Regions from separate parts of the Homo sapiens genome. Here regions 2, 3, 4, 5 and 6 are each linked to region 1. A link is a loop called in an ENCODE intact Hi-C map of the cell type or tissue named here. Cell type or tissue: endothelial cell of umbilical vein. All regions are shown on one strand.

Region 1 (5,000 bases):
AGAGAGACTGTTGCTGGAAGACTGCATCAGAAGCTGGACCCAGTGCTTGCCTCCAAGAGAAGGAGCTAGAAAACTGGAGGAGAGAAGAGAAACATTACTTTACACTCTGTACCTTTTGAATTTTGTACCAAATGAGCATATTCAAAATTAAAATTAGAAGTAGAAGGGCCGGGCGCGGTGGCTCACACCTGTAATCCCAGTGATTTGGGAGGCCAAGGTGGGCAGATCACCTGAGGTCAGGAATTCAAGGCTAACCTGGCCAACATGGTGAAACCCCATCTCTACTAAAAATACAAAAATTAGCCGGGCGTGGTGGCGGGCACCTGTAATCCCAGCTACTTGGGAGGCTGAGGCAGGAGAATCACTTGAACCTGGGAGGCAGATGTTGTGGTGAGCCGAGACCACTCCATTGCACTCCAGCCTGGGTGACAAGAACAAAACTGTCTTAAAAAAAAAAAAGAAAAAAAAATGTGGATACCAAAATGTCAGTAGTGTTTAGTTAACTCTGGATGCTGAGATTTTATTTTTTTGTTCATTTTAATATTTTCTAGGGTTTCCACAATGAACATGTATTTGTTTTAGAATAAGCAGGAAAAAACCTTTGTTTAGGTAGCATATCCTTTGTTGAACTACAATTTTCCTACCAGTTTGGTATCTAGGATGCATAATACATCATAAACTGGGCATCACATTAGTTGCCTCAAGTATTTTTTTGTGTGTTTGGAGCTATTTACCAGTTGGAATTACAGAAGCTATTTTTTTTAGACAGAGTCTTGCTCTGTTGCCCAGACTGGAGTGCAGTGGCAGAATCTTGGCTCACTGCAACCTCCACCTCCTGGGTTCAAGCGACTCTCCTGCCTCAGCCTCCCCAGTAGCTGGGACTACAGGCGCATACCACCACGCCCAGCTAAATTTTATATTTTTTAGTAGAGATGGGGTTTCACCATGTTGGCCAGGTTAGCCTTGAACTCCTGACCTCAGGTGGTCCGCCCACCTCAGCCTCCCAGAGTGTTGGGATTACAGGCATGAGCCACCGCACCCAGCCACAAAAGCTATTTCAACGTAGAGCTGATTACCTCATGGAAGCATTTGCAGGGTATCCAGAAAAAGACAGAAAACATACTTCCCATAATTAAATGTAAGCTGTTTTCTAAAATGATAGCAAACCCCTTTCCTGAACCTCTTTCCTCCACCACCATTAATCTAACTTGCTTTTTATAAGATTCAAGTGTCATCTCCAAAGCACTAGTATATAAATTACTCCCTATACAAATGAGAGTTTGGACATGCAAATATAAGCTTGGAAAAGGTTCCAATATGCTTCCTATGAAAATTCAGACTTATCGGCCGGGTGCGGTGGCTCATGCCTGTAATCCCAGCACTTTGGGAGGCCGAGGCCAGCGGAACATGAGGTCAGGAGATCAAGACCATCCTGGCTAACACGGTGAAACCCCGTCTCTACTAAAAATACAAAAAATTAGCCGCGTGTGGTGGCGGGCGCCTGTAGTCCCAGCTACTCCGGAGGCTGAGGCAGGAGAATGGCATGAATGGGAGGCCGAAGCTTGCAGTGAGCCGAGATCGTGCCACTGCAGTCCAGCCTGGGTGACAGAGCGAGACTCCGTCTCAAAAAAAAAAAAGAAAAAGAAAAAAAAGAAAATTCAGACTTATGTGAAGAAAAAAAGAACAGAATAAAGGTAATGAGTCAGAAATTATTTCTTAGGACAGAAGCAAAGTTTGTCCTTTTGGAACCTTTTAAATATAGGGTTGGGTTTAGGAACCCGCTTCCTGGAATAGATAGACTTTAGACTCCTTCCTGAAGCTTGAGGGTTACCAGAGAGCTATGTCCTAAAAAGACCTTTGCAGCAGGCAGGATGAGGTCAGCGTACTCAACACCAGAGCAGGAACAACTACTGGAGGAAAGAATCAGAAGGAACAAAGAAAGGAGGATGGGGTACGGAGGGTGCTGTGGGTGTTAGTGGAGGAAGCTGAATAAGAAAAACGATATGCAGAAAAGATATCAAAGAAACTGAAAATGAGAAGTATAAGGAAGGAAAGAAAGGACGGAAAAAAATAGATTAAGAATACAAAGGGAAAGGAGTGACAGAAGGGGATGGAAAAATAATTTTTTAAGGCACATAATAAAATAGTACTGAGGTGGGGAAATATTGAAACAAAAATGTGAAAACATCCCAACAGCACAAACACAGAGACAGAGAGAAACATCAGGAAATGTAGACTTCCCTGCCAACCAAAATTTTACAAATAGAAAGGAACCACTAAAACAGATCCGGCTCAAACACAAAGCAAAACTGAAAATTTCACTTTACAGCAAAACTGCTCTGATTAGATCTTTCACTGGATTTCCTTATCCAACTGGCTGATTTAGAATCGTGTGAGAACACAGCATAACTGCAGAGATACTATCTCGTCGGCGGGTGGGGACTGCTGGCACGCAGGCTGCATCTGGCCCTCAGTATATTTCATCTCACCCACAGAGGACTACCAAGAGGAGATAATGCTGAATTTCATGCTTGCAATGGCAAAAAAGCATTGCAGTATTAACATCCTTAACAGTAATATGGCAAAAGGCCACAAGATGGTGATGGTATACCCTAAAGAGATCTCAATCATATGTAAAATGAGGTACACACACATACACACTCACACATACACTATACACTTACTAATTTTTCTTTAGAAAGAAAATGTCCTGTGTTGGTGGTGGTGAAGGAGGTCTTAGATAAGAGGAGACTTGAAGAATACTGCCTTTAGATAGCAATCAAAACACTTCTTATGATAAAATGAGGCAGTGTTTTTTCGTGTTTTTCCCAAGTAAAAAAAAATAAAAAAGGTATTTTTCAGACTAGAAAACACTAAGAAAATATTTTTCAACTATAGGCACTCTGATTTGTATGCATCTGCTGATAAAGTAATCATTTATATAAAGTAACTGTTACCTTTTAAGGAAATTTTTAAATTTTTTCTTGGGCTCCATAAGATGAAATTTCCCTAAAGAATCCAGTGAAGATTTTACTTCCTTGACTGCAGTTTATTTCCTTACTCAATGAGGAAATGACAGGCAGGATTAATTCCTTTCTTTAAATGGGTGTGACATTTTAGGTTAATCATGATTCATAGTGATGTATGGATAAGTTTAACTTTCAGATGTGCAAACACACATGTACACACTTTTTATCTGCTACTTAACACAAAATCAAAATTTGGGTAGGAAAATGGGTTAGAATCCTGGGCCTAAAATGTCAGAAAGAAGTAACTAATAGGAAAACAGCCAAAAAATATCCCAGGGTCATAAATTTCTATTTGCAAAAACAATATTAACCTTTAGAATTTTTTTTTAGGTTGGGCGTGGTGCCTCATGCCTGTAATCCCAGCACTTTGGGAGGCCAAGGTGGGCAGATCACCTGAGGTCGGGAGTTCGAGACCAGCCTGACCAACATGGAGAAACCCCGTATGTACTAAAAATACAAAATTAGCTGGAAGTGGTGGCCTGTAATCCCAGCTACTCAGAGGCTGAGGCAGGAGAATCACTTGGACCCAGGAGGCGGAGGATGCAGTGAGCAGAGATCACGCCATTGCACTCCAGCCTGGGCAACAACAGCGAAACTCCGTCTCAAAACAAGCAAACAAAAAACGACAACAACAAAAAAAAACAGGACAACAGGGCTGATGTGGTGGCTCTTGCTTGGAATCCCAGCACTTTGGGAGGCCTAGGTGGGTGGATTGCTTGAGCCCAGCAGTTGGAGACCAGCCTGGGCAACATACCAAGACACTGTCTCTATAAAAAAATTTAAAAATTAGCTGGCATGGCACATGCCTGTAGTCCCAGCTACTTTGGAGGTTGAGGTGGGAGGATCACTTGAGCCTGGGAGGTTGAGGATGCAGTGAGCCATGATCATGCCACTGCACTCCAGCCTAGGTGACAGAGCAAGATTTTAATAATAATTATTACTAAAATAATAATAAGACAGCCTTTTGAAAGGGCAATTTGGTATTATCTATCTAAACTGTAAATGGCTATACTCTTTGATTAAATATTTCCATGTCTAAGTTCAAGGCTGCAGTGAACTATGATTATGCCACTTCACTCTAGTCTGGGTGAAAGAGCAAGATACTGTCTCATTAAAAAAAAAAAATCCAGTCTAGAAATTGATGTTAAGAAAGTAATTTGACAGATGTGCAAATAGATGAAAAAAAATCACCAAAACTTTGTTTATAATAGCCAGAAATTGGAACCCATCAAAACACCCATCAATAGAGAATTGTTCAAATAAATTATAATGATGCAGTTACACAGTGGAATACTAAGTAGCAAATAAAAAGGATTAGGTTGATGAATGTGTATTGAAGAAAGGAGCATCATATATTGTTGAATCACTAAAGCCAGTTAGGAAACTGGATGTTTTCTATGTTTTCAGAAACAAATTTTTTTTCTGAGATGGAGTTTCGCTCTGTCGCCCAGGCTGGAGTACAGTGACACAATCTCGGCTCACTGCAAGCTCCGCCTTCCGGGTTCACGCCATTCTCCTGCCTCAGCCGCCCGAGTAGCTGGGACTACAGGCGCCTGCCAACACGCCGGCTAATTTTTTTTTTTTTTTTTTTTTTTTTTTTTGTATTTTTAGTACAGACAGGGTTTCACCGTGTTAGCCAGGATGGTCTTGATCTCCTGACCTCGTGATCCGCCCGCCTCAGCCTCCCAAAGTGCTGGGATTACAGGCATGAGCCACCGTGCCCGGCCAGAAACAAATATTTAAATATGCAGTAAATGTCTAGGAGGATGTGTACAGTGATGCGCTAGTAAAAGCTTAACAACCAGTTCTCCGGGGGGGAAGAAAAGCCCTGATATGTGGTGTTTGCTAATTTCATGGTGCAAATATTCCTGCCATGGCTGATTTCAAGCTGTCAATGTATAGTTATTGTACACACTTGGGAAGAGATCTACACAATCAGCTTAAATGGGCTAGTGCAGGCAGGATGCAGCA
Region 2 (5,000 bases), 750 kb after region 1:
CCATTGGAACTGCCTCTTTAAGCTCATTCCTGTCTGTCCTAATATCCCTCAAGCCTAGGTCCCAGGGAGCCCTGCTGGATTCTGGCTGATTCAGAAGGCCATGTCCTACACATCCTTCCAAGTGGCTGCTCTGCTGAGTGGGCTGGGAGGAGGTGCAGCCTGCTGGGCAGTGAGCGTTGACTGAGTATTTTGATAGCACTGGGGAGCTCTCTGAGCAGGCACCACCATGCCCATCTGTCCATTAGCAGTAGGCTATGGATTAGGAGTGGTAGAAAGGATATCTTTAAATAGATTTCTTTGTTTGTTTGTTTGGTTTGAGGCCTAGTGATTGAGGTCACTCTGGGAAAAGCTTCAGGAAGCTCTGGTCAGAAACTTTGGGTTTTACATTTCACAACAATTATCCTTCCACTGGGGAAAAGAAAAGGTTAGTTAGGTGGGGTAGAGAAATGAGGACCAGAAGTTCCCCGCCTAGGAAAATCAGAATATGAAACATTATTGAAATACATATTAATATTTCATATGTCTTAGTCATGGCTGGGAGGGTTCAGCCTAATTGGCAAACTCAGCTTTATCAGGGAATCCTTGGTATCTGCTGCTGAAATGCAACTCAGATCCTTGTCACCTTTGAGCCTGTCCTTCACAGATAAAAGACATGAGTTTGGAATGGGTTTCTGCACTGTGGAAGGGGGAATAGACTTACTCAACGTCTTGGCTTTAAGTCCTAGCTCTGGTACTTGTTAATCTTGGTATTTTAAATAAGTCTCTTGGCAGGCACGGTGGCTTATGCTTGTAATCCAGCACTTTAGGAGGCCAAGGTGGGAGATCCCTTGAGCCTGGGAGTTGGAGACTAGCCTGGGCAACTTAGTGAGACCATTTCTACAAAAAACTTTAAAATCAGTTGGGCGTGGTGGTGCACACCTGTAGTCCCAGCTAACTCGAGAGGATAGCTTGAGTCCAGAAGGTCAAGGTTGCAGTGAGCTATGATCACACCACTGCACTCCAGCCTGGGTGACCAAACAAACAAACAAACAGAAAAAAACAACAAAAACAAGTTTCTTGACCTCCCCGGGGCTCAGCAACTAACAGATAACTGAGATAACTGTGGTCAGGTATAGGCTCGGGCAACTGCACATGGTGAGCAGATTTTGGGTTTGTGAGAGAAGACAGAAGAGAATTGAGTGGAGCTCCTCCCAGGCCCGCAACAAAAAATTATAAATTTGGAGGCTGGGCATGGTGGCACACACCTGTATTCCTAGCTACCTGGGAGGCTTAGGCAGGAGGATTGCTTGTGCTCAGTAGTTTGAGGTTGCAGAGAGCTGTGATCACACCACTGCATTCCAGCCTGGGTGACAGAGCAAGATCGTCTCCAAATACATACATAGATATGTACACAAATACATAATTTGGCTATAGTTTTATTTTTAAAATATGTTTTAAATGATGGAACTTCCTATACTAGCATATAATTTATAATTTCTTTGTAATTCATTTTTTTGAAAGTGTGAAACATTTGCAAGTCACCCTTTATTCTTCTTTCACCAGTGTGGTATTAATCACCCAGTGATTACCCAGAAGTAATGCTTAGGGCTCCTTCCTGATGCCCCAGGCTAGGGGAAAGCGTAGGGGATAGGGTGGGGATGGGGTAGGGGCAGGTAATTTTGCCTCCAAGCCTTACATCACTGTTTACAAGTTCATTCCTCCCTGCCTCATCATGTAAATCCCCATAAAAATGGCATCTCCCTATAGTGACTGTCCATCAAATAATGACTTTGTCACCTTCTGCTCCTGTGTTCTGGATATCTCATTGTTTTACCTCCCTCTCTTTATGCTCCCTTTTCCCCTGGGTTTTGCTGATGGTAAACTGGTCAAGTGCTGCCACCTACTGGCCAAAATGTATATTACTAAAGAGCTGTGGTCTGGAAAAGGTTAAGGCCCAAGGTGCCTGTGTTACAAATGACTGGATTGCGGCTTTTCACATAATTTTGTTAGCAACCTATCAGCAAAGAAAGAGTTCACAACTGTGCTTTCAGGGAAAAACGAATTTTGACATAGTTGTTTAATGAGTGTTAAAACTTTTTATGTTGAAATAGTTTTAGATTTACAGAAAAGTTGTACAAATGGTACAAGAAGTTCTGCTTGGCCTTTACTCAGGGTTCCCTAATATTAACATTCCTAAGAGTAACTGCAGGACAATAATTGAAACCAGGAAATGGACATTTGTACAATACCGTTAATTACTCCACAGATATAATTTGAAGTTTGCCAGCTTTCTCACTAATGCTCTTTTTCTTGTCCAGGATCCAATGATTCATTATCTTCTATTATATTTATTTGTCTTGTCTCCTGGACTCCTCTAATCTGTGATAGCTCCTCCATCTTTCTTGACCTTCACACTTTATTTTTTTTATTTTTTATTTTTATTTTTGAGACAGGGTCACCCAGGCTGGAGTGCAGTGGCGCGACCATCAGGGCTCACTGCAGCCTCGACCTCCTGGGGTCAGGAACTCCTCCCACCTCAGCCTCGTGAGTAGCTGGGACCACAGGTGCGTGCCACCACACCTAGTGATATGGTTTGGTTCTGTGTCCCCACCCAAATCTCATCTCAAATTGTAATCCCCATAATCCCCAAGTGTTGAGAGAGGGACCGGGTGGGAGGTGATTGGATCACGGGGATGGTTTCCCCCATGCTGTTCTCGGGATAGTGAGTGAGTTCTTACAAGATCTGATGGTTTTATAAGGCAGTTTTCCCTTGCTGGCTCTCCCCTGCCTGCCACCATGTAAGATGTGTTTGCTTCCCGTTCTGCCATGATTGTAAGTTTCCTGAGGCCTCCCTAGCATTGGGGAACTGTGAGTCAATTAAACCTCCTTTGTTTATAAATTACTCAGTCTCGGGTACTATCTTTACAGCAGTGTGAGAATGGACTAACACACCTGGCTAATATATATATATATATATATATATATATATACATATATATATTACATATAAAACCCTGTCCCCACTATATATAGTATATATAGTGTGTATATATATATAGTATATACATAGTGTATATATATACAATATATATAAAACCCTATCCCCACTACATATATAGGTTTTTTTTTTTTATGTTGCCCAGGCTGGTTTTGAACTCCTGGGTTCAAGCCATCTGCCTGTCTCGGCCTCCCAAAGTGCTGGGATTACAGGATTACAGGTGTGAGCCACTGCACCCGACGACCTTCACATTTTTGAAGAGTAATGGTCAATTATCTTGTAAAATGTCCCTCAGTTTGTCCGCTATTTTCTCATGATTAGGTTGAGGTAATCTGTCTTTGTCGAGAATACTGCCATGTTCTTAGTGCATCATATGAGGGGATGCATGATGTTGATACGTCTTATTTATTAGTAGTGATGCTAACTTTCATCTCTTGGTTAAGAAGGGGGGAACTGTCAAGTTCCTCCTGGTTAAATTGCTATTTTTCCTTCACAATTAATAAGTATTGCAGGAAAATGCTTTGAGATTATGCAAATATCCTATATCTTACCATACTTTACCTATTGACTTTAGAATTTCTAGATGGTTCTTGCCTGCAGCAATTATTAATGCGGTATTCGTTTGCATAGTTGTGATTACCTATTTTCATCTTTTCATCTCTCCTACATTTTAAAATAGGAATTCTACTATAAGGAAGAACTGTCCCTTTCCCCCATTTATGTATCTATTCAATTATATAATTAGCTCAGTATGGACTCATGCATATTTTATTCTGTGGACTATAATCCAGTACTATCATTATTTATTTTGTTGTTCAAATTATCCAAGCTTAGGCTTTGGGAGCTCTTTCAAGCTAGCTTCTGTGCCCTTTGACATGCCCCATAATTTTTAAAAAACAGCTTTCTGGAGGTATAATTGACAAATACAAATTGTGCTAATTTACACTGTATAACTTGATATATATATATCAGCTTTCTCAGGAACCTCACAGAGCACACCATGTTATTCTCAGTGTGTGAACTCAGAAAAGGGCACATGAAATCATCTTCCCTGAGCACAGTGACTCAGTTACTACCCAATTATCACAAGTACCCAACCCAGGACCTCAGGACCTTGGCATTTTACCCTGTGGAGAAATAGACTTGGCATGACAAAAGTAACAATTATGAAGAAGTTACAAAGGTTTAAAAAAAAACTTTGAGAGTGGGTGCGGTGGCTTATGCCTGTAATCCCAGCACTCTGGGAGGCCAAGGTGGGCGGATCACTTGTGGTTAGGAGTTTGAGGCCAGCCTGGCCAATATAGTGAACCCCCGTCTCTACTAAAAATATACAAATTAGCTGAGTGTGGTGGTGCACGCCTGTAATCCCAGCTACTCAGAAGGCTGAGGCAGGAGAATTGGTTGAACCCAGGAGGCAGAGCTTGCAGTGAGCTGAGATTACGCCACTGCACTCCAGCCTGGGGTGACAGAACAAGGCTCTGTTTCAAAAAAAATGATTTTGAGTTCTGAAGCTTTCTGAACCACTAACATGTATGGCTGCTGGCTTCCTTGCTGAGAGGGCATGTGAACATCAGCTTGGTGCTTTCATCCTTGGGCAGGGAGGAATGGCAGAGAAGAAGCTCTGAAAAGCATCTCCTCTACAAAGGCGATGAGAACAATGGCAAAAATGGTCAAAGTCAACTTTTTCAGAACTCTGGAAATTATCCAAAGGCTTGCAACAATTGAAGGAATGTTTAAGAAAAACAGCCTGAATCTCAGTAAGAACAGCAGGTTTGTGACATTTTTGTCAGGCCTCTGAGCCCAAGCTAAGCCATCATATCCCCTGTGACCTGCACGTACCTGCACGTACCTGCATGTACACATCCAGATCGCCAGTTCCTGCCTTAACTGATGACATTCCTCCACAAAAGAAGTGAAAATGGCCTGTTCCTGCCTTAACTGATGACATTGTCTTGTGAAATTCCTTCTCCTGGCTCATCCTGGCTCAAAAGCTCCCCAACTGAGTACCTTGTGACCCCCACTC
Region 3 (5,000 bases), 230 kb after region 1:
TGCCCTCTCTCTCCCTCTTCCTGACCCATGCACCCAGGAAAGGTCCTGTGAGGACACAGGGATGGAGAAAGTGGCTGTCAGCAAGCCAGGAAGAGAGCCCTCACCAGGAAGTGACCATGCTGGCACCCTGATCTCAGATGTTTAGCCTCCAGAACTGTGAGGAAACAAATCTCTTGTTTAAGCCACCCAGCCTGCGGTATTTTGTTATAGTAGCCTGAGTGAACTAATGGAATATGTTTAACATGTTCAAAGAGACTAAAGAAAAAGAAAAAATTAAGAATAGAACATTATAGGGCTGGGCGTGGTGGCTTACGCCTGTAATCCAGCACTTTGCGAGGCCGAGGCAGGCGGATCACTTGAAGTCAGGAGTTCAAGACCAGCCTGGCCAACATGGTGAAACCCCATCTCTATTAAAAATACAAAAATTAACCGGGCATGGTGGCGCATGCCTGTAGCCACAGCTACTCAGGAGGCTGAGGCAGGAGAATTGCTTGAACCTGGGAAGCAAAGGTTGCAGTGAGCCAAGATCGTGCCACTGTACTCCAGCCTGGGTGACAGAGTGAGACCCCCATCTCAAAAAAGAAAAAGAAAAAAAAAAAAGAACAGGACATTGTGGTAAGAGACAGAGGTGAAAAGGAACAAGAGAAATTTTAGAAATAAAAATATGGTAACTGAAAAAGCAGTCAGACAGGGAAAAGAATATTCTATACATGGCTGAAGGGGGCAAAGAAAGGATCATAAAACAGTGCTGAATAAAACATTCTTCCACTGATGTCTCACAGATGCCAGTTTGTTGTAAACGGACTAGTCTGTGCCTCCTCCTGTTTTGGTATTCCTTTTAGTCAGAGGTTGGATTTTCTTTACTTCTCCTTTTGTTCTATAGTACTAGACAGATTGCTGTTATATTTTATTTTAACTTCCTTCCATTGGGACAACTGGTTATCTATATGGAAGAGGATATTAGATCATTACCTTACATACCAATTTTGGATAGGTAAAAACATAATTAATTGTGAACTCTAAATATGAACTACAAAAGTTTAGAAGAGGATCTTCATGATCTCAGGGCAGGGAAGAATTTCTTAAGACACAAATCATAAAAGAATAGGATTGACAGATTTAAGCATATCAAAATTCAAAAACTGTGTGACAAGGGACTTCATAAGGAAAATTAGAAGCTAAGCTACAGTCTATCCATATGATATAAAGACCTCCTACAAATCAGTAACAAAAAAACCAACCCTAAGAAAAAGAAAGGAAGGATGTGACTAGGCAATTCAAAAGGAAACCCAAATGACCAATAAACATATAAAATTATGCTTGACTTCACTAGTGACCAAATAAATGCAATTTAAGTCAACAAGATATAATTTTATACCCTGACACTGGTAAAGGATAAAAATGTCTGTCAATACCAAGTGTTGGTGAAGGTATGAGACACTGGAAACATCATACACTGCTGGTGGGGCTGTGCAATGGTACAGCCATTTTGGAGAGCACTGAAAACCCTGAAAGCCACTTTGTTATTTTAGTTCAATGAAATTTTTCTCTGTGAGTACTTGAAGGTGGAGAACTCTTTCATGACATCAGCCTCCTGGAAGCAGAGTCGGAATGGCAAAGGAAACATATTTATAGATTATGGAGGAACAGTCAGGGTCCTGTAGAGAGAACAGCTGTGAAGAAACAGGCATTTTAAACCAAAGCCTGTATTTTAGAGTCATAATGCTAAACGTCTTACAGCCAGAAGGAAACTTAAAAGTCATCTTATCTACCTATTGATTTAAAAGTAATGGAGACCTAGGAGGCCTAGTACCATGCCCAAAATCTAAGCTGCTTCCAGAAGTCTCCTGCCTGTGGTGTATGCCCAAGAGTCCAACAGATAATGTGCTGTTGGCCTCCTGGTGGAGAGGATAGAGGCTCTATTGAGCTCTGGCTCAGGAGGAGGTTATAGACTGGCTGTCAGCACAAAACAACAAGCAGGTGGGCGCCCCCTACCTCTTCTCCGCTGTACTGCTTCAGGCAATTGAGAAAATGACAAGTGTTGGAAAGCCAAAAGGACAGCATTTCAAAGTCTTCTAAATGTTCCTTAGGAAAATAAGAAAAGACAAAATTGGTCTTGATGATTACTTGTACCTCTGAGCATTTACCTGTTTGGTTATTTGTAGCTTTTGACCAAAATTAGTTTTTCTTTTATTCACTAAAGCCTTTATCCAATTCATATTATACTTATAAGAACTTATATTTATTTAATAGGTCACAGTTTGTAACATGTTTCTGTACAGGTTGTGTCACTCATTATGAAGTGTGAAGTGGGTCCTGAAGGAATGCATGAGAAATGCAAGTTTCACTTCTTGCTCTCCTAAGTTCACACTCTCACTGGGAAGATAGAACAGAGTTTTAGTAGGTGGTCAAGAGCCCATACGATGGCTGTAGACTGTGCTACCAAAGCTCAGAGGACGAGGAGAGAGGATGGGGAGGCAGAGCAGCCAGGGAAACCTCAGAGAGGAAGGAGGTCTAGCCTTTGAGGGAAATGGGTGGAGAGACAAGAGCTCAGGACTAGGACTGTTGGGGAGAAGGCCTCCACTTACAGGGCAGGAAGAAGAGGAACAAGCAGTGAAGGCAGAGCTACAGTGATCAGAGGGGAAAACAGAGAAAATCCTGGGATTTAAAAGACAAGGGAGGAAGCTTTCAAGGAGATGGTGCTAATGCTTTGGTCAATTTAGAGAGAATAAAAAGTAAAGAAACACCACTGGTTTTAGTAAGAGGAGTTACTGGTGATCTCTCTGTAGAGTGATGGGTTAGAAGCCAGATTGCAAGGAGTGACAAAGAGAATTGGTGGAGAACACTAGTTTAAGCACTTTGGCAGTCCGGGGTGGAGGGAAAGGAATAGTGGCTGAAGAGGGTATATGGGCACATTGCTGTAACTGCTGTGTGCTGGAGGTGGGGAGAGGCAGGTCCTGGGCACATGCAAAGGCAGAGGGAGGGGGACACAGAGAAGTTGAGACTGAAGATGCTGGTGAGAAAGGGGTCTTATAGTCCTCATACCACACATCTCTTGATTTATGAATATTTGGCGAAACATTCCAGAGCATCAAGGGGAAGCAAATACTGTGTGTCCTGGGCTGGAACACAATGCCAGCTTGTCTTAAGAAAACCCAATTTATGCAAATATGGACAGGGAAAACATCAATTTATGGGAGCCCCTTCCAAAAACACTGTGGTGGCTCCTGTGAAGATGGTGACTATAAAGTATCCAGCACCAAACAAATGTGAATTTTCTATTCCTAACTCCAGATAAATAATGAATTCATGATATTTTTGGAAGGAGAGGAGAATTACCATACTCTGATCTCTCACAAATCTAGTTTTTATATTTCTTTCTTCCTAGAGTTTATTAATTAATTAATTAATTTATTTATTTTTGAGACAAGGTCTGGCTCTATCACCCAGGCTGGAGTGCAGTGGTGTGATCTTGGCTTACTGCAACCTCTGCCTTCCGGGCTCAAGTGATCTTCCCACCTCAGCTTCCTGAGTAGCTGGGACTACAGGCACACACCACCGCACCTGGCCAATTTTTGTCTTTTTTGTAGAAACAGGGTTTTGCCATGTTGCCCAGGCTGGTCTTGAACTTGTGAGCTCAAGCGATCTACCTGCCTCAGCCTCCCAAAGTGCTGGGATTACAGGTGTGAGCCACCACACCTGGCCTTCCCTAGAGTATTTAAAATAGAATTTAATTCCCCATTACTCTTTAGAACACATATTTTACTAAAAATGAGGTAGGGTCTCCCTAACTAAAAATTCAAATATATCCTAATATCAAACATCACTTCTCTTTTGGAGGGGCATGGAAAACACTGTTATTTTAGTGTTATTTATGTCTTATTGCCCCCTTCCAATATGGATCAGTACATTGTAATTCCCAGAAACGGGTACTTTTTAACATAACTGTAAACTGGTCATTTCCTAGAAAAAGAGAGAGAGAGAAGGTTTTTGTACTAACTCCACTGTGGCTAATGGAATTTCCACATTCAGGGTAGCACCAGGTCTGGCTTAGAACTAAGTCAACCACCCTACCCACACCCAAGATTCCAGAATGCGCCAAGCATTACCAGAGAACTCTTTTTACAAAGCAACTATCCCTGTAAGCAAGGATCCAGGTCTGCTTAAAAAAATCTTCAATGCTTAGATACAGTTATTTACTCATTGATCACTTATGGAGTTTCCAGGAAAAATAATCAGTATGCTAAGAATGATTTTAGGATTATGTTTCAGTTGGAAAGGAAATTAGCAATAAACTTTATGTTACTGTTAGCCTTCACAAAATCCCGCCCTTTGTCATTGTCACTTTTGATCATTATCCACTTGTCACACCATGAAGAGATGATTGCTCATAAAGAGTTCAGTTGGTGACTTCTGATATGTATACCATACACACATGGTCTGTGTCCTATGGTAGGTTCCCTCTTGCCCAGTGGTAAACTGCTGGCTGCCTGCTTGTCCAGTCATTCCAATAAGGACACCGACTTAGGGAATGGCCAACAGCAAGTTGGAAGGAACCTGGGTCCCTTCATGATCACGTGGAACAGAGCCACCTTCCAACCTAGATGGCTCATTATGGAACCGCTATCAGCAAAGAAAAATCCTCCATCTTCTTTAAGACACTGTATATTGGGCAAAGGGAGGTGGCAGGTGTCTCATAGCTACAATAGCTTAACTTTACTAAGTAACTAACCTAACTAATACACAGTTCATCTTCATTTGTGGACTGGGAATAAAAATACACAATGTGCTTTTAGGAAGAAGAATTATATAATTGCCAAGGGAAGAGATGAATAATTTTTCACTCCATTTCATTTCTCATGATTTACCCTTGTTACAGAGATAGAACCTATACCCCTCACAGCTGATAACTTTACACCCTAAGGGGATAGCAGTGGTGGGGCAGTGGCTACCAGGTTGCAGTCTCGCCGGTAAGGCTTTGAGGCCTATGGCAGATGCTC
Region 4 (5,000 bases), 240 kb after region 1:
GTTTGGGAAGTTGACAGTGGGGGAGGTTGTGTGTGTGTGGTGGCAGGGATATATGGGAACTCTCTGTATTTCTGCTCAACTTTGATGTGAACCTAAAACTGCTGTGAAAAATAAAGTTTATTAATTTAAATAAATGCAGCACATGCCTTAAATTTAAATGTATCTACATATTTCTGGCAACATTAACTAACTTATTTGATAATCAGTTTTCACTGTATGGGTTATGGGGTTTTTTACTAGGCATTTTATCCCACAAAGAGATTGCTCTTCATGAATAAGCTACTTACTTACTTCTCAGAGAAATATTTCTAGTGGTTATTCAGTCATTCTACTATAAGGAATTTGTGTATCAATCTATGTAAGGTAAACTTTGGACTTTCCAATAGTCTATTTATTATCTCTGAAAAATAAAGAAGATCCCTGAGGAGAATTTCTAACCGTGTTGCTTTCTTTAGTCCTTCATAAGCAAACCAAAGTTCTCCATCCTCATTTAAATGTTCCAGATCTTCCACAGAGAGCCTGCAAAATAAGGAAGATAAGAAAATCTATCATCTCTGTCACGTTTTACATGTTTACATGTCTTAAAATGTTTGATAATGCAAAAATGATTACCTGCTTCTTACATCTTCAATGTCATAGCTTTCGAGAAGTTGTTTGGTGATCTCTGACATCTTTTCTGAAAGGGAAAGGCAGAGTTGTATATATTACATTTGTGGATGATTTATCTTTTCCCATTCCCTTTCCAGGGCCCAGTTTTCTAGCTTCACAGTCTCCAGCTAAATAACTCACCAGCTATCCAATCAACCAACTAACCAATCTTCCAGGTATTCAACCAACTAGCTATTCAACCTATCAACTAAGCAATCTACCATATGTCCAACCAAATTCATACCAAAGGACACGTTTCCTTAGCAGCGACACAGCTATGATAAATTCAGTCTGCACCCATGGACTAAGAGACTCATATTTTTATTACCTCTCATTTCCCGTTTTTGTGACTGCACATGTTTCTCCACATCTATCTTCTGTGCCTGAAGTAGTTCTATCTCTTTTTCGAACTCAGAGATTGTCTGAATCACAGCAATGACGGAATCAGGTAAAGAAAAAACAACGATTATGCTTTATATAAGACAAAGGGAACACAATTACAGCGTTGCGTGTCTATGCAAGACATCCTCACTGCAGTTTCTTTCTTAGCTAAAATCTTGTTAAACCATCACTGCCTACACAGCTTGGCCTTGAAGCATGCTTAACTACTCAAAATGCCAGATCTAATGGGTTGTATCAGTAGAATTAACTTCCCTGGGCCAGGCATGGTGGCTCACACCTGTAATCCCAGCACTTTGGGAGGCTGAGGCAGGTGGATCACCTGAGTTCAGGAGTTTGAGACCAGCCTGACCAACATGGTAAAATCCCATCTCTACTAAAAATACAAAAATTAGCCAGGCATGGTGGCAGACGCCTGTAATCCTAGCTACTTGGGAGGCTGAGGCAGGAGAATCGCTTGAACCCGGGAGGCAGAGGTTTTAGTGAGCTGAGACTGCACCATTGCACTCCAGCCTGGGGAACAAGAGCAAAACTCCACCTCGAAAAAAAAAAAAATTAACTTCCCTGTTACATAAAGAAAAAAAAATACCTACTATAAGCTTGGGGTGGGGTGGGACAGGGGGAAGACTGAGAAAGGTAAAATCACGGGCTAAAATTCTCTTTTAATGGATAATAAAATATTGAGTGCAAGGACATGGGCAAAGTTGCCACCTTCATAACTGTGGGTTTTGGCTTCAGCTCAGCTTAGATGTGGAGCAGTGGCAGAGACTGGTGAGTCCAGGAGGTCTGGGAGTTAGCTGGCTGTTGGGAAGGAGGTGGCCTGGGCAGCTCTGGTTGTGGGGAAGAGGCAGTATTCTGCCTTTATTCTCCCTTGTGAGCTCAGCTTGAATAAGAATCACAGGTCTGTGCTTTTGCTTTGTATCTGAGGGAGATATAAGGACTTTCAGGGACAGCAGAGGTGAATAAACTCTCCTTGATATTTTTTCAGTTACCCTGAGTATTTAAGGGCTCCAGCCCCTGTTTCTACAGAGAGTAAGCAGGAGAATCAAACTGATATGTGCTGAGCACTTTACCTAGAAGACCTAATCCTCCTAACAGGCCTATGAGGTAAGTAGAGTGATCTTTTCTCAATTAGCAAACAGCAGCTACATTTAACTGAAGGCTGACTGGCACGTTCAGGGTCACATGCCAGGTTTATGGGGGACTCAGGACTATCCAAATCCTGAAGGCCATGCTTTTCTTTGTAATGTTTCAGTAAATGTTCCAAGTCAGATTTGCATTTACTTAGGCTTTTAAGACTGACTATAACACATATAACTTGATGATCATGAGTTATTTTCTTTGAAAACCAGAGTAGGCTGGGCACGGTGGCTCACGCCTGTAATCTCAGCACTTTGGGAGGCTAGTGCGGGTGGATCACCTGAGGTCAGGACTTCAGGACCAGCCTGGCCAACATGGTGAAACCCTGTCTCTACTAAAAATACAAAAAAAAATTAGCCAGGTGTGGTGGCAGATGCCTGTAATCCCAGCTACCTGGGAGGCTGAGGCATGAGAATCGCTTGAACCTGGGAGGCAGGTTGCAGTGAGCCAAGATGGTGCCATTGCACTCCAGCCTGGGTGACAAGAGCAAAACTCTGTCTCAAAAAAAACCCAAAAAACAAAACACAAAAACCCAGAGTAATTTTTTTTTTTTTTTTTTTGTTGAGACGGAGTCTCACTCTGTCACCCAGGCTGGAGTTCAGTGGTGCAATCTCGGCTCACTGCAACCTCCACCTCCCAGGTTCAAGCGACCCTCCTGCCTCAGCCTCCCGAGTAGCTGGGACTACAGGTGTGTGCTACCTCGCCCGGCTAATTTTTTTTTTTTTTTCTAGTAGAGATGGGGTTTCACCGTGTTAACTAGGATGGTCTTGATCTCCTGACCTCGTGATCCGCCCACCTCAGTCTCCCAAAGTGCTGGGATTACAGGCCTGAGCCACCGTGCCCAGCCCCAAGTAATCTTAATGGATCACATTGGAGAGTGAACCAGTCTTAGCTACCAAAGAGGAAGTGAGTGACACCTACTGGTACCTCTCTGCAAGCGCAGTCTCACAAGTTCCTACATTTAAGATACAGACCTCAGACCTCAGCCAGATGACAGGACTCCCACAGACTGACTGACATCAGGCTCATGTGGCTGCTAAGAGTGAAGCAGTCACAGGAATGAAAGTGACCCTTCCTGATCATGTGGTCTGACCTCCTACTTTTAAACAATAGGGGACGGGGCCCAGAAAAGACAGACACTTCAGTTGTGGAATTCAGTGGCCACCCGGATGCAATTCCAAAAGCTCTTCTAAACCACGCATGGCTAGTTCATGACAATTACAGAGACTATTTCCATAATCCTACAAATACTCTACTAATATGTATTTCACATATTTAGTAGAAGCTTAAAAGCTTTCCAACTTAATGATGAAATGTCTTACATTTAAGAACGTAGGTACACTCAGGTTTAACTTTTCTGGTAGGGAAACAATTCACTTAAGCCTTGATTGTCCAAGCATGGATCATTACTTCATCCATTCATTCATTTTTCTCTAGAGCATTTTATTAAATTGCCCAGGAATATTTATATATTTTTAATGATAGATACAGGTAACAATTTTTTTTTTTTTTGAGACGGAGTCTCGGTCTGTCACCCAGGCTGGAGTGCAGTGGCGCGATCTCGGCTCACTGCAACCTCCGCCTCCCAGGTTCAAGCAATTCTCCTGCCTCAGCCTCCTGAGTAGCTGGGATTACAGGCACCTGCCACCACGCCCAGCCAATTTTTGTATTTTTAGTAGAGACAGGGTTTCACCATGTTGGTCAGGCTGGTCTAGAACCCCTGACCTCATGATCCACCTGCCTTGGCCTCCCAAAGTGCTGGGATTACAGGCCTGAGCCACCGTGCCCGGCAGGTAACAATATTTTTATATATCATTATGCAGTTTTAAAAATTCTATGTGATTTTTCCTTCTCAGCTTTATAAAAATTTACTTAAAAATTTCTACCATTGAAAATTTATAGCTTTATTGATGTTATAATTTATGAATATATTGTGGAATAATTCAAGCTGATTAACATGTTATCACCTCAAATACTTGTCATTTTTTGTGGTGAGAACATTTAAGATTTACTCATAGCAATTTTGAATGTACAATATGCTCTTATTAACTACATTCACCACACTGTGCATTGGATAATTGTTTTAGTAAATTTTCTAATAACAGTTTAAATGAAAGATTTTGATAATAAGGTAACTTAACTTTAATGCAGGTGTTTATAGATTTATAGTGATGGATTATATAATAAGGATTCACCTCAATTTACAGTCTAATTTGGGAGTATTCTCTACATCGACATATTTAAATAACTTTACATAAATGTAATTTCAAAAAAGTTAGAAAGTTGACTTTTAAAATATGGAATACAATGATTGCTAAATCAAAGGCAGCCTGGAGGTGCACAGTTGGAAGGACTGAAGGAATCAGGCTCCAGTTGCCTGTGGCCTTTACACAGATGCTTTTAGCTGTCTAATCTGTGGGAACTTGGAATTGCAATCAAATGACGTAACCAGAGGGCGGGGCTGAACGTGAGAGCCGCTCTACCTTGACCTGCTTGCTCAGGCGGGCCACTTCCGCCTTCAAGCCATCAGAAGTGACGTGCTCCCCCTCCACCAGGTGTTGGAGTTGCATCTTCTCATCCTTGAGAGCTTTAATTTCTTCTTTCAAAGACTGAATCTGCTTCTCATAGTCTTGTGTTTTCAGTTCAAAACTTTTTTCAAGAAGCCTACGCAGCAAAAGAAGAAAATAATTTAGAGCTGAGCATGGTGGCTGAAACCTGTAATCCCAGCACTTTGGGAGGCCAAGGCAGGCGGATCCCTTGAGCCCAGGAGTTCAAGACTAGCCTGGGCAACAAGAGAGACCCCGTCCCCACTA
Region 5 (5,000 bases), 160 kb after region 1:
TTTTACTTTTTGTCACTGCCAGTGTGTATGAGGCCTGGGCTCTGGCTGAGCATACCTTCCTGGGATTGGGAGAAAGGCAGTGAGGACTCAGGGTTCGGGGCCCTCATAGGCCCAGCTGGCGGCATCACAGAGCCCTGGAGCCAGCTGGGTACTGACAGCAATGGAGGGGACCTGCAAGGGAGAAGCTCTCCCTGCCTTCTGGCTGCTCCACAGGGCCTGGGTGAGGTGATAAGACCGTGGAGGAAGTGGCTCTTGCAGCATAAGTGTCCACAAGAGAGCCCTTTGCGGATGATTACTGATGGCTGAGGAAAGAAAAGAGGAATCAGGCCTTATGCACCGCTAGCATGCAATGCAACCACTGACCACACCACACCTTCAATTTCCAGCTGCTGATGGGATCTCTCCTCCTCACCCTTTGCCCCCTTTCCCTTTTTCTTCCCCTCTCTCTTATATGTTAGGCCTTGAACATAAAGAATCTCATTTTTTTCCCAGCACTTTGGGAGGCTGAGGTGGGCGGATCACCCAAGGTCAGGAGTTCAAGACCAGCCTGGCCAACATGGTAAAACTCCAACTCTACTAAAAATACAAAAATTAGCCAGTTGTAGTGGCTCACGCCTGTTGTCCCAGCTACTTGGAAGGCTGAGGCACTAGAATCGCTTGAACCTGGGAGGCGGAGGTTGCAGTGAGCTGAGATCACGCCACTGTACTCCAGCCTGGGCAACAGAGTGAGACTTGGTCTCAAAAAAAAAAAAAAAAAAACTCATTTTTTTTTCTTTTTTTGCAGGGAAGGAACAAATTACAAGGAGGGGAATCTGCTCCCGCCCTGGTGTTGCACCCACTGGCTGTCCACAGGACCCCCTCCAGCCTTGACTTCCCTCAGGAGGCCTGCATACATCCAACAAGATGACTTAAGCTAGCAAAGTAGCTTATGGACACACAAAACCTGAACCGAGGCTGAAATTTGGGTACTCATATTTTGTTGGATGCTCAAATTCCCTCAATCTCTCCTGGCCCACACCCACTAGTGGCTGTTCCAACTCACTGCTTTCCTAATAACACTTGCAGTAACTTACAGTTTATTTTGAGACACCAGGTCCAAACAATTTTCTTTAAGCAACTACCCCAGTCTTGCTCTTTAATTTAGGAAATTTTCATACCATACTGTTTGATCAAAGAAATGAATAGTTTTTAAAAGTTAAAAGTAGATTTCTAATACTTTTCAATTTTGTGTTTCTGATCTTCATTATAATATAAGTAAAAATAAAGTTTAAAGACCAAACATTTATTCATATAAATGCATTAAACAGAACCCCTAACTCATTGTCACTCATTTGTTCTGGAATGCAGAGAATTTGTAAGTTTAATACCATAGTCTCATACCAGCCGCTTGAGTTTCTCTTTTATCAACCTAGATCCCAGGGATTGAAGAAAGCTGGAGGTTCATGAGTTCAGTAGTACCCAAACTAGGCCATGTATCAGCATCATCCATGAAGCTTTGTGTTAATAATAATAAAATTGGCTGGGTGCAGTGGCTCACGCCTATAATCCCAGCACTTTGGGAGGCAAAGGCAAGTGGATTGCTTGAGCTCTGGAGTTCAAGATCAGCCAGGGCAACACACCAAGACCCCATCACTACAAAAAATACAAAAATTAGCCAGGCATGGTGGCGTGTGCTTGCAGACCCACTACAGGCCTACCAGCTACTTGGGAGGCTGAGGCAGGAGAATCACTTGAGCCTGGGTGGTGGAGGCTTCAGTGAGCCCAGACTGTGCCACTGTACTCCAGCCTGGGTACTAGAGTGAGACCCTGTCTCAAAAAACAAACAAACAAACAAACAAATAATAAGAGTTAACGCTTACTGATATTTACCAGGGACTACACTATGTACATGAATCATCTAATTTAAGCCTCAGAAAACCTTATGCAGGACAGATTTACTACTTTACTATCCTCATGTGCAGGTGAGAAAAATGAAGCACGCAGAAATTCAAACGCTGTCTAGGATCACCAGCTAGAACACAGCGGAGCCAAGATCCAATCCTGCTGTCTGCCTCCAGAGCCACCCTTGACCTACCCTGCCTCCCAGGCCGCGTCCCCGCCGAGGTAGCCAGCTGTGACTTCCCTTTATCTCCGGCTAAGCTGCTTGTTGGAAAAGAAAGCACTTTCTCACCTACTGGTGCCCCCTTTCATCCCCAACCCTGCCCCGGGGCAACACAGAGCGAGTCTGATGGGTCTCCACAGAGGGGCTTCAGATGCCTGATGGTCGTGGTAGCCCCCTGAGCCTGCCTTCATCCAGCCTAAATGTCCTCTGTTGCTTTGGTTTGCCTCAGGCCCAAAGACATCTCATTTTGGCCACTGCACCAGTCAGTGGCCACAGCGCCCCCTGGTGAACAAGTCTGCAAGATTCCTGGTTAGGCTCAAATAATAGGTGTAAACAACAGGGGCACAATGGTGACACTGCAAGTCCCAACATCCCTCCAGTCAGCAATTGAACAATTACCCAGCCACCTGACCTCCCTGCCTCTAACCTCCCCATCCCTCCTGACATCAATTCACTGAAGCCAGAGTAAACTATGGAAGGCTTTAATCTAACTCAGACACTTTTCTCTTTTAAACAAACCAAAATCTGACTCACCCCTGCAAGGGCTCCCGTCACCTACAGGGTCCAGCCCAGGCACTCAGGGAGCCCTGGGATCTGGCCCCACCCACCTCTCGGCTGCCTGCCTCCCACTGTGCTCCCTCACACTCTGTGGCCGCCTGGAGTGGCAGCGGTCCCTCTTCACTGGCAGCAGCAAGTCTGTGACCAACCCCTCCTGCTCGGAGCTCCCCAGTTCCCCCACTGTCCAACCATTATTGGTTTTCATGAAGGTCCCTGAGGGCCAAGACTGAGCTTTTGGCCCCAGAGCCACGTGGTATCTGGCAATATGGGTAGTAGGTACTGAGAAGGTTTGCTGAATAAGTGTGAATAAATAAACGATGCGGTGCTTTCACCACTTGCTAAAGAAAACTTAAAGTGATAAAGGTTGTGTTGTTTTCACTGTAGTGTATTTAAAGTAGAGCAAAGATTTAATATGGTGAAGCATTTTCTTTTTGCATTGGTTAAAACAGGACTGTAAAGTGAGATGCATGCAGTGCACAGCTCTGAAGCCCGACAGCTCAGTGAAGCTTTACACACGTTAGCACGCAGACCAGGGCACAGTAACTGCCTGCACCCCAGGGGGTTCCCTGCTCCACTCCCACCCTCGCCAAGTCAATCAGAGGAGGATTTTCAATATGCCATGCAGTTTTATCTCAACACTACCAACAATCACTAGCCCCAACCTTCTCATGTTATTAAAATAATAATAACTAATGAGAAACAATAGGAGCTTCCTCTTAGAGCAAACTACTGGAGCACAGCCATCTTGTTCAGAGAGACGCCGAAAGCTTCCTCTCCTCTCAGCTCCTCTTTAGTGCTCCTTGGCAGGTCAACCTGACACCGGGGGCTGCCTATTTACCTGCATGTCAGAGTTGGTGAAGCTGCAGGCCGACAGGTAGTTGGTGTGCATAGCAACAGACTTCTTTTTGGCAGCCATGTTTTCATTTTTGTCAAACGTCAAGGGGTACACAGAACACTTATTATCCAAACCACTAGGATGGAAAGAAAGAAGTACCAAAGATTAATGCAGAGTCACAGAATATGTGTCTACTTTTCCAATCACATGAACTTTTCAACATATTCTCTTTAGCAGTATCATATATTGTACCCTTTCCTCCAACTTTTACTTTGAAGATTTTCTTTTCTTTCTTTCTTTTTTTTTTTTTAAATAGAGACAGGGTCTTGCTCTGTTGGCCAGGTTGGTCTTGAACTCTTGGCCTCGAACTCGTGGCCTCAAGCAATCCTCCTTTGGCCTCCCAAAGTGCTAGGATTACAGGTGTAAGCCACTGTGCCTGGCCAGTTTGAAGATTTTCAAACCTACTGTAAAACTGAAAAAAAAAATAGTATACTGAACACCCAGATCCCTTCCCTTAGATTCACAGACTTAACATTTTGTCATATCTACAGGAGCAAATTCTGAACCATTTGACTGCAAACTGCAGATATGACATTTTCCTTCTAAACACTTCCACTTGCAAATTTACATCTCCTAAAAATAAGAACATTCTCCTGTCTATCTACCACATCCTTATCACATTTGAGAAAATCAACAAAACCTCCATAACACCATTTAATAAGCCAGCCATATTCAATCTTCCCTGATTGTCGCCAGGATCCAGGGACCAACCAAGGCTCACATATTGCATTCATTTGTTATGTCTTTTTAAGATCTTTTAACCTAGAACAGACACTACCTACTGTTTGTTGTTCATGACAGGAAATCTTAGATTGGCTGTTTATAGAATGTCGCATATGGTGGATTTGTCAGATGGTTTCTTAATGGTTAAAGTACTGTAGAACATTTTGCCAATAAGAGTATCAAGGTGCTACTGTGTACTTCTTTCTTATTGCTTCATGTCACAAGGCTTGTAATGTCTCTTCCAAGATTGGTAAAGCCAACTTTGATTACTTGGTTAAGGTGGACCACTAGATATCTCCAGGGTAAAGGTAATTTGTTTGTAATCAGTAATAATCTGTGGTGTGATATTTTGAGACCATAAAAATATCATTTTCTCCAACCACCTTTCATACAAAGGCTTTACATGATTATCCTTGCTTGAATCAGATATTACTTTAGGGGTGCAAAAGGGTGATTTATTTTGATAATGTCTTCCGTATTTATTAGCTGGTGTTTTTCTGTAATGAAAAATCCTCCTTCCCAGTATCACTGTACACCCATAAATTTGTTTTTTTTTCTTAATTGTATCATGATCCATTATTATCATTACTACATTTGATGCTCAAATTACCCCAAATTTGGGGCCTCTTCAAGCCAGCTGTGTTTTTTTTTTTAATATATGTATGACCCCTATTGGTCCTTGAACGTTCCTTTACTTTCTAGAACAAGAAAATATCCTAGCCT
Region 6 (5,000 bases), 110 kb after region 1:
GTTGATACTCATCTAATTCAAGTGGGTGTCCTTATTTTAAGTATCTTAAAAGTTAAGAGAAATCTTAACTGGGTCAATTAGCTTGACTGAGCTCAAATGGAGCAGTATTATAAAAAGGTTGAGTATTAGATATTCGTTTGATGCAATGGTTCACAACCCCAGATGCACAACCCTGGTTGCACAATTGAACCACCAGGGGAATTTTTAGAGCCTACTCATGCCATGCCCCATCCAAGCCACTCAAATTGAGCCTCTAGGGCTCACAGGGGCATCCGTAGTTTTATTTTTATTTATTTTATTTTTGAGACAGAGTCTCACTCTGTCACCCAGGCTGGAGTGCAGTGGTGCAATCTTGGCTCACAGCAATCTCCGCCTCCTGGGTTCAAGCTATTCTCCTACCTCAGCCTCCCAAATAGCTGGCAGTACAGGTGCACGGCACCATGTCTGGCTAATTTTTGTATTTTTAGTAGAGATGGGGTTTTACCATGTTGGCCAGGCTTGTCTCAAACTCCTGACCTCAAGTGATCCGCCCACCTCAGCCTCCCAAAGTGCTGGGATTACAGGCATGAGCCGCCACACCCAGCCCATCCCTAGTTTTTTATTTATTTATTATTTTTTTTTGAGACGGAGTCTTGCTCTGTTGCCCAGACTGGAGTGCAGTGGTGCGATCTCGGCTCACTGCAAGCTCTGCCTCCCGGGTTCAAGCCATTCTCCTGCCTCAGCCTCTCGAGTAGCTGGGACTACAGGCGCCCGCCACCACACCTGGCTAATTTTTTCTATTTTTAGTAAAGACGGGGTTTCACCGTGTTAGCCAGGATGGTCTTGATCTCCTGACCTTGTGATCTGCCTAGTTTTTGTTTTTGTTTTTTTTTGAGGCAGAGTCTCACTCTGTCGCCCAGGCTGGAGTGCAGTGGTGCGATCTCGGCTCACTGCAAGCTCTGCCTCCCGGGTTCACGCCATTCTCCTGCCTCAGCCTCCTGAGTAGCTGGGTCTACAGGCATGTGCCACCACGCCTGGCTTTTTTTTTTTTTTTTTTTTTTTTTGTATTTTTAGTAGAGATGGGGTTTCACCATGTTAGCCAGGATGGTCTTGATCTTCTGACCTCGTGATCTGCCCACCTCGGCCTCCCAAAGTGCTGGATTACAGGCATGAGCCACCACACGCGGCCGCCCATCCCTAGTTTTAAAAGTCCTTCAGTTGGCTACACGTGGCCCATTCCTAGTTTTAAAAGTCCTTCAGGTGGCTGGGCCTGGTGGCTTACACCTGTAATCCCAGTACTCTGGGAGGCCGAGGCAGATGGATCACTTGAGGTCAGGAGCTCGAGACCAGTCTGGCCAATATGGTGAAACCCCACCTCTACTAAAAATACAAAAATTAGCCTCTACTAACAATAAAAATATTAGTTGTAGTGGCCTGCGCCTGTAGTCCCAGCTGCTCTGGAGGCCGAGGCAAGAGAATCGCTTGAACCCAGGAGGTGGAGGTTGCAGTGAGCAGAGGTTGCCGCCACTGCATTCCAGCCTGGGCAATAGAGCGAGACACCATCTGAAAAAAATAAAAAAAAGAAAAAGAAAAAGAAAAAAGAAAAAAATTCTAACGTGTATCAAGATTAAGAACCACAGTTCTAATGATGACCTGAGGAAATGTTTTTAAATTCACTCCTAAGTTGCCTTTAAATGCAACTCATAGGATACTTACTCAACAGCATGGAATCTAAGTTTTGGTCCCACTTCCAAGAGAGGGAGGCTAGGTGGAAGATGAAGACCCCACTTTGGAGGTAGGAACACAACAGAGAATCCAGGCTATACGAGGAAGTCAATTTCAGTGTTGCTACTAAATATAATCCTTAAGTCATGAGAGCAGTAGACTTCGTGGCCTTAGCATAGGGCGAAGAGTGGCAATGCAGGGCACGGATTTATTTTCTTCCTCCTGAAGAAAACAAAATGCTGGAAGAATTCCTCTTTATCATGTGTTCAGAGCACAAGTTAGCCTGTGACTCTTAAAAACAAACACATAAAACCAAACCTTCAAAACAATTGTGTTTAGCAGATGATAAGTGCAAACCAATGGTCCCTTCACAATCCCTTCCCTCTCTTTGGGCTGCTGGAACCACCCTGTATTAGTCTCGGAGGCAGAATGACTTTATGATTCATCAGATCTGCGCTTGATTTTTAAAAACACATTTTATGGGCAAGCATTAGGTCAGCAGAAACTTCCTTCCCACTTGGCATATTTCATAAATCAGACGCAGAAAACACTTGGAGGCAAGCCCATGCCGGATATTCAGGGCTGTGTCAGGAAGTCAAGGTCACTATCATTACATTCCAAGTCAAGAGCGATGGCCTCTATATGGTCTCAATTCTCAGGGAATGTCCTTACCTGAGGCACAGGATGGAAACTGGCTTTTAAGCAAAATGGAGTATCCCACCTCCCCAAAGGAGTCTACTTCTCCCTTCTGGCATGATGAGACCTGCCTGATGGTAGCCCCAGGACCCAGGATGGCTAACATTTCGCAGGCGCCATGTGCCAGGCGGTGTTCTAAGTGCTTTGTGCATTCCTCACCCCTGAGGTATTTGGGTGAACCACACTTGCTAACTTGCCAAATGCCACATCATGGTCAAATAAGAACCAGAATTCACAGTATAAGGCTCATGCTGGGACAGTACTAGGTTAAATATCCATGGAGAAAAAGGAAAGCTAGGAAATAGGTCAGGAGGGAGGCTGGGAGGCCATAGGAGGCGGAGGTGATGGTGCTGCCGGGTTGCCCACTCCTGGCTCCTCTCCTCCCCATCTGCCTGTCCCAGCTCATCTCAGCTGCTTGCCCTCTCATCCTTTCCTTGGAAAAACATCCCAGCTGTTGGGGCCTGGAATACTCCAGCATCAGCCACACCCCTCTGGCCTGATGTGTATGGCTGTGTCAATGTGCAGCAGGAGGCAAGTGGCTTCCACCCTGGTGCCAAGGTCTATGGAGCCAGCAGACTGGAGAGGACAGTCTGGCTGACAGAGGTGGCCTGCCTTGCAGCTGGAAGCACTTACGTAAGGATCGCAATGCAATGTGGCTGCTTTGCACAGCCTTGCCCCTCTGGACAAGTTTCCGAAGATTGCTAAAATGCAGTTCTGTGAAGTTAGTACTGCAGAGGAAGGTACCATCCAGATCTAGCTGTTCTGACTCAGGGATGCCTTCCTCAATTGGCCAGACTTGGAGAGTTACAGCCCGTACATCATAAGCATAGTCCTTCCACAAGCCATGCTCAAGGGGGTTGATGGACGAACCCAGCCCCCAAGGGAATGCTTAATTACATGGGGACTGTAGTGCTTTGGCTCTGGGTTCTTACTGACTACCGTCACCCACATTTTCAATTCCTTTGAGTTTCAAATATTACAAAAGGCATGGTTTAGAAACGTGACACTGTTAGCTACCTGAGCAGAACTTGGAACAGCAGCTGGATGGCAAACAGTGCCAGATGGAGGCCTTAGGGTGAGAAGCAGCTGAGTGATGAGGGTTAGAAGCAGCACCATTTGGCTGTGTAAGAGGCAGAGGGAGGATGGAGCGCAGCTGACCTCTGACCTAGTCTAGGATGGCTGCCCTGCCCTTCAGCTGTGGTGTTGGCAAGAGAGGGTGGGTGGCCGTGTGGTGTCAGGAAAGCCAAGTGGCCAGAAGTCACCCGTCCTCTCTATTTTAAAGGCACAGGTGTTTCTTCTCCAGGTCTTGCCTGGTGAGTCCTTTCCCTTTCTCCTTGAGAATCCTGAGGTTTCAACATGGGAGGAGGTGAAACCCTCCTACATTGCAGGTGGGAACATTTAATAACGTGGCCACACTTCACTGCCTGACTGCCGCCATCATGGGTCGCATGCATGCTCCTGGGAAGGGCCCGTCCCGGTTGGCTTTGCCCTATCGCCACAGCATCCCCACTTGGCTGAAGTTGACATCTGATGACGTGAAGGAGCAGATTTACTAAGTGGCCAAGAAGGGCCTGACTCCTTCACAAATTGGTGTGATCCTGAGAGACTGACATAGTGTTGCACAAGTACGTTTTGTGACAGGCAATAAAATCTTAAGAAATCTTAAGTCTAAGGGACTTGCTCCTGATCTCCCTGAAGATCTCTACCATTTAATTAAGAAAGCAGTTGCTGTTCAAAAGCATCTTGAGAGGAACAGAAAGGATAAGAATGCTAAATTCCATCTGATTCTGATAGAGAGCTGGATTCACCACTTGGCTCGATATTACAAGACCAAGCGAGTCCTCCCTCCCAATTGGAAATATGAATCATCTACAGCCTCTGCCCTGGTAGCATAAATTTGTCTATGTACTCAAGCAATAAAATGATTGCTTAACAACAACAAAAAAACCCAATAACGTAGCCACTGTGAAAAACAGGTTAGTAGTTTCTCAAAACATTAAACAGAGTTACCATGTGACTCAGCAATTCCACTGCTAGATGGAATTAAAAACATGTCCACACAAAAGCCTAAAGTTCATATCAGCATTATTCATAATAGCCAAAAAGTGCAACAACCCAAATGTTCATCAACTGATGAATGGATAAACAAAGTTTGGTATGTTCAAATAGCGGAGTATTACTCAGCCATAAAAAAAGAATCAAGTACAGACATATGCCACAATGTGGACAAACCATAAAAACACTATGTTAAATGAAAAAAGTCAGACACAAAAAGCCATGTGTTGTCTGATTCTATTGATATGCAATGTCCAGAATAGGCAAATCCATAGAGATAAAAAGTAGGTTAATGGTTGCCAGAAGGTGAGGGAAGGGAGAAATTGGGAGTGACTCCTAATGGGTATGAGGTTTCTTTATGAGATGACAGAAGTGTCTGGAATTAAAGATGATGGTTGGATAACATTGTTAATATATTAGAAATCATTGAGTTGTATAATTTAAAATGGTTTTATGTTATATAAATTTTATCTAAATTTTTAAATTGCAAAAACCATGGAAGAAAAAACCACCTTAAAAGATACTTTATTTATTTTTACTTTTTG

Evidence for each region. Hi-C counts contacts between places; a loop is a spot of excess contacts. Peaks named below come from ENCODE experiments on the same cell type or tissue, not always from the same donor. Only the 100,000 strongest peaks of a DNase experiment are listed, where the experiment ranks them.
Region 2: a loop joins it to region 1, with 4 times the contacts of the local background. A loop is called at or near these places in 6 of 110 quality-filtered maps.
Region 3: a loop joins it to region 1, with 12 times the contacts of the local background. A loop is called at or near these places in 15 of 110 quality-filtered maps.
Region 4: a loop joins it to region 1, with 9 times the contacts of the local background. A loop is called at or near these places in 18 of 110 quality-filtered maps.
Region 5: a loop joins it to region 1, with 2.5 times the contacts of the local background. A loop is called at or near these places in 51 of 110 quality-filtered maps.
Region 6: a loop joins it to region 1, with 3 times the contacts of the local background. A loop is called at or near these places in 8 of 110 quality-filtered maps.

The regions. Positions count from the first base shown.
Region 1 is chr15:51,979,847-51,984,846 of GRCh38, forward strand. It overlaps a transcript of MAPK6 not described here. Among named protein-coding and RNA genes, the nearest start is that of LEO1, 11 kb to the left of the region's middle. In endothelial cell of umbilical vein, a CTCF peak has its summit at 2,581 (motif pointing right); DNase peaks (open chromatin) are centred at 1,975 and 2,555; H3K4me3 peaks cover 511 bases; H3K27ac peaks cover 1,879 bases.
Region 2 is chr15:52,733,797-52,738,796 of GRCh38, forward strand. No RefSeq gene overlaps it. Among named protein-coding and RNA genes, the nearest start is that of ONECUT1, 54 kb to the right of the region's middle. In endothelial cell of umbilical vein, a CTCF peak has its summit at 1,888 (motif pointing left); a DNase peak (open chromatin) is centred at 1,885.
Region 3 is chr15:52,206,559-52,211,558 of GRCh38, forward strand. MYO5C (myosin VC) reads right to left here. Exons shown (of 41, transcript NM_018728.4): 36 at 1,996-2,085. Among named protein-coding and RNA genes, the nearest start is that of GNB5, 18 kb to the left of the region's middle. In endothelial cell of umbilical vein, a CTCF peak has its summit at 1,962; a DNase peak (open chromatin) is centred at 1,953.
Region 4 is chr15:52,224,463-52,229,462 of GRCh38, forward strand. MYO5C (myosin VC) reads right to left here. Exons shown (of 41, transcript NM_018728.4): 25 at 4,671-4,851; 26 at 977-1,070; 27 at 613-676; 28 at 439-519. It overlaps LOC105370820 (a long non-coding RNA gene), which reads left to right. Exons shown (of 4, transcript XR_007064638.1): 2 at 747-1,096; 3 at 2,036-2,154. Among named protein-coding and RNA genes, the nearest start is that of GNB5, 36 kb to the left of the region's middle. RefSeq lists a silencer at 4,560-4,734. In endothelial cell of umbilical vein, a CTCF peak has its summit at 3,112 (motif pointing left); a DNase peak (open chromatin) is centred at 3,099.
Region 5 is chr15:52,137,643-52,142,642 of GRCh38, forward strand. GNB5 (G protein subunit beta 5) reads right to left here. Exons shown (of 13, transcript NM_016194.4): 7 at 3,498-3,630. Among named protein-coding and RNA genes, the nearest start is that of BCL2L10, 27 kb to the left of the region's middle. RefSeq lists an enhancer at 2,223-2,322. In endothelial cell of umbilical vein, a CTCF peak has its summit at 2,397 (motif pointing left); a DNase peak (open chromatin) is centred at 2,379.
Region 6 is chr15:52,091,456-52,096,455 of GRCh38, forward strand. The region is part of intron 1 of LOC112268150 (a long non-coding RNA gene); the gene reads right to left. It also overlaps the pseudogene RPS13P8. Among named protein-coding and RNA genes, the nearest start is that of BCL2L10, 19 kb to the right of the region's middle. RefSeq lists an enhancer at 1,972-2,505 and a silencer at 3,305-3,505. In endothelial cell of umbilical vein, no CTCF peak of the experiment used is centred here; DNase peaks (open chromatin) are centred at 2,196 and 4,366; H3K27ac peaks cover 3,209 bases.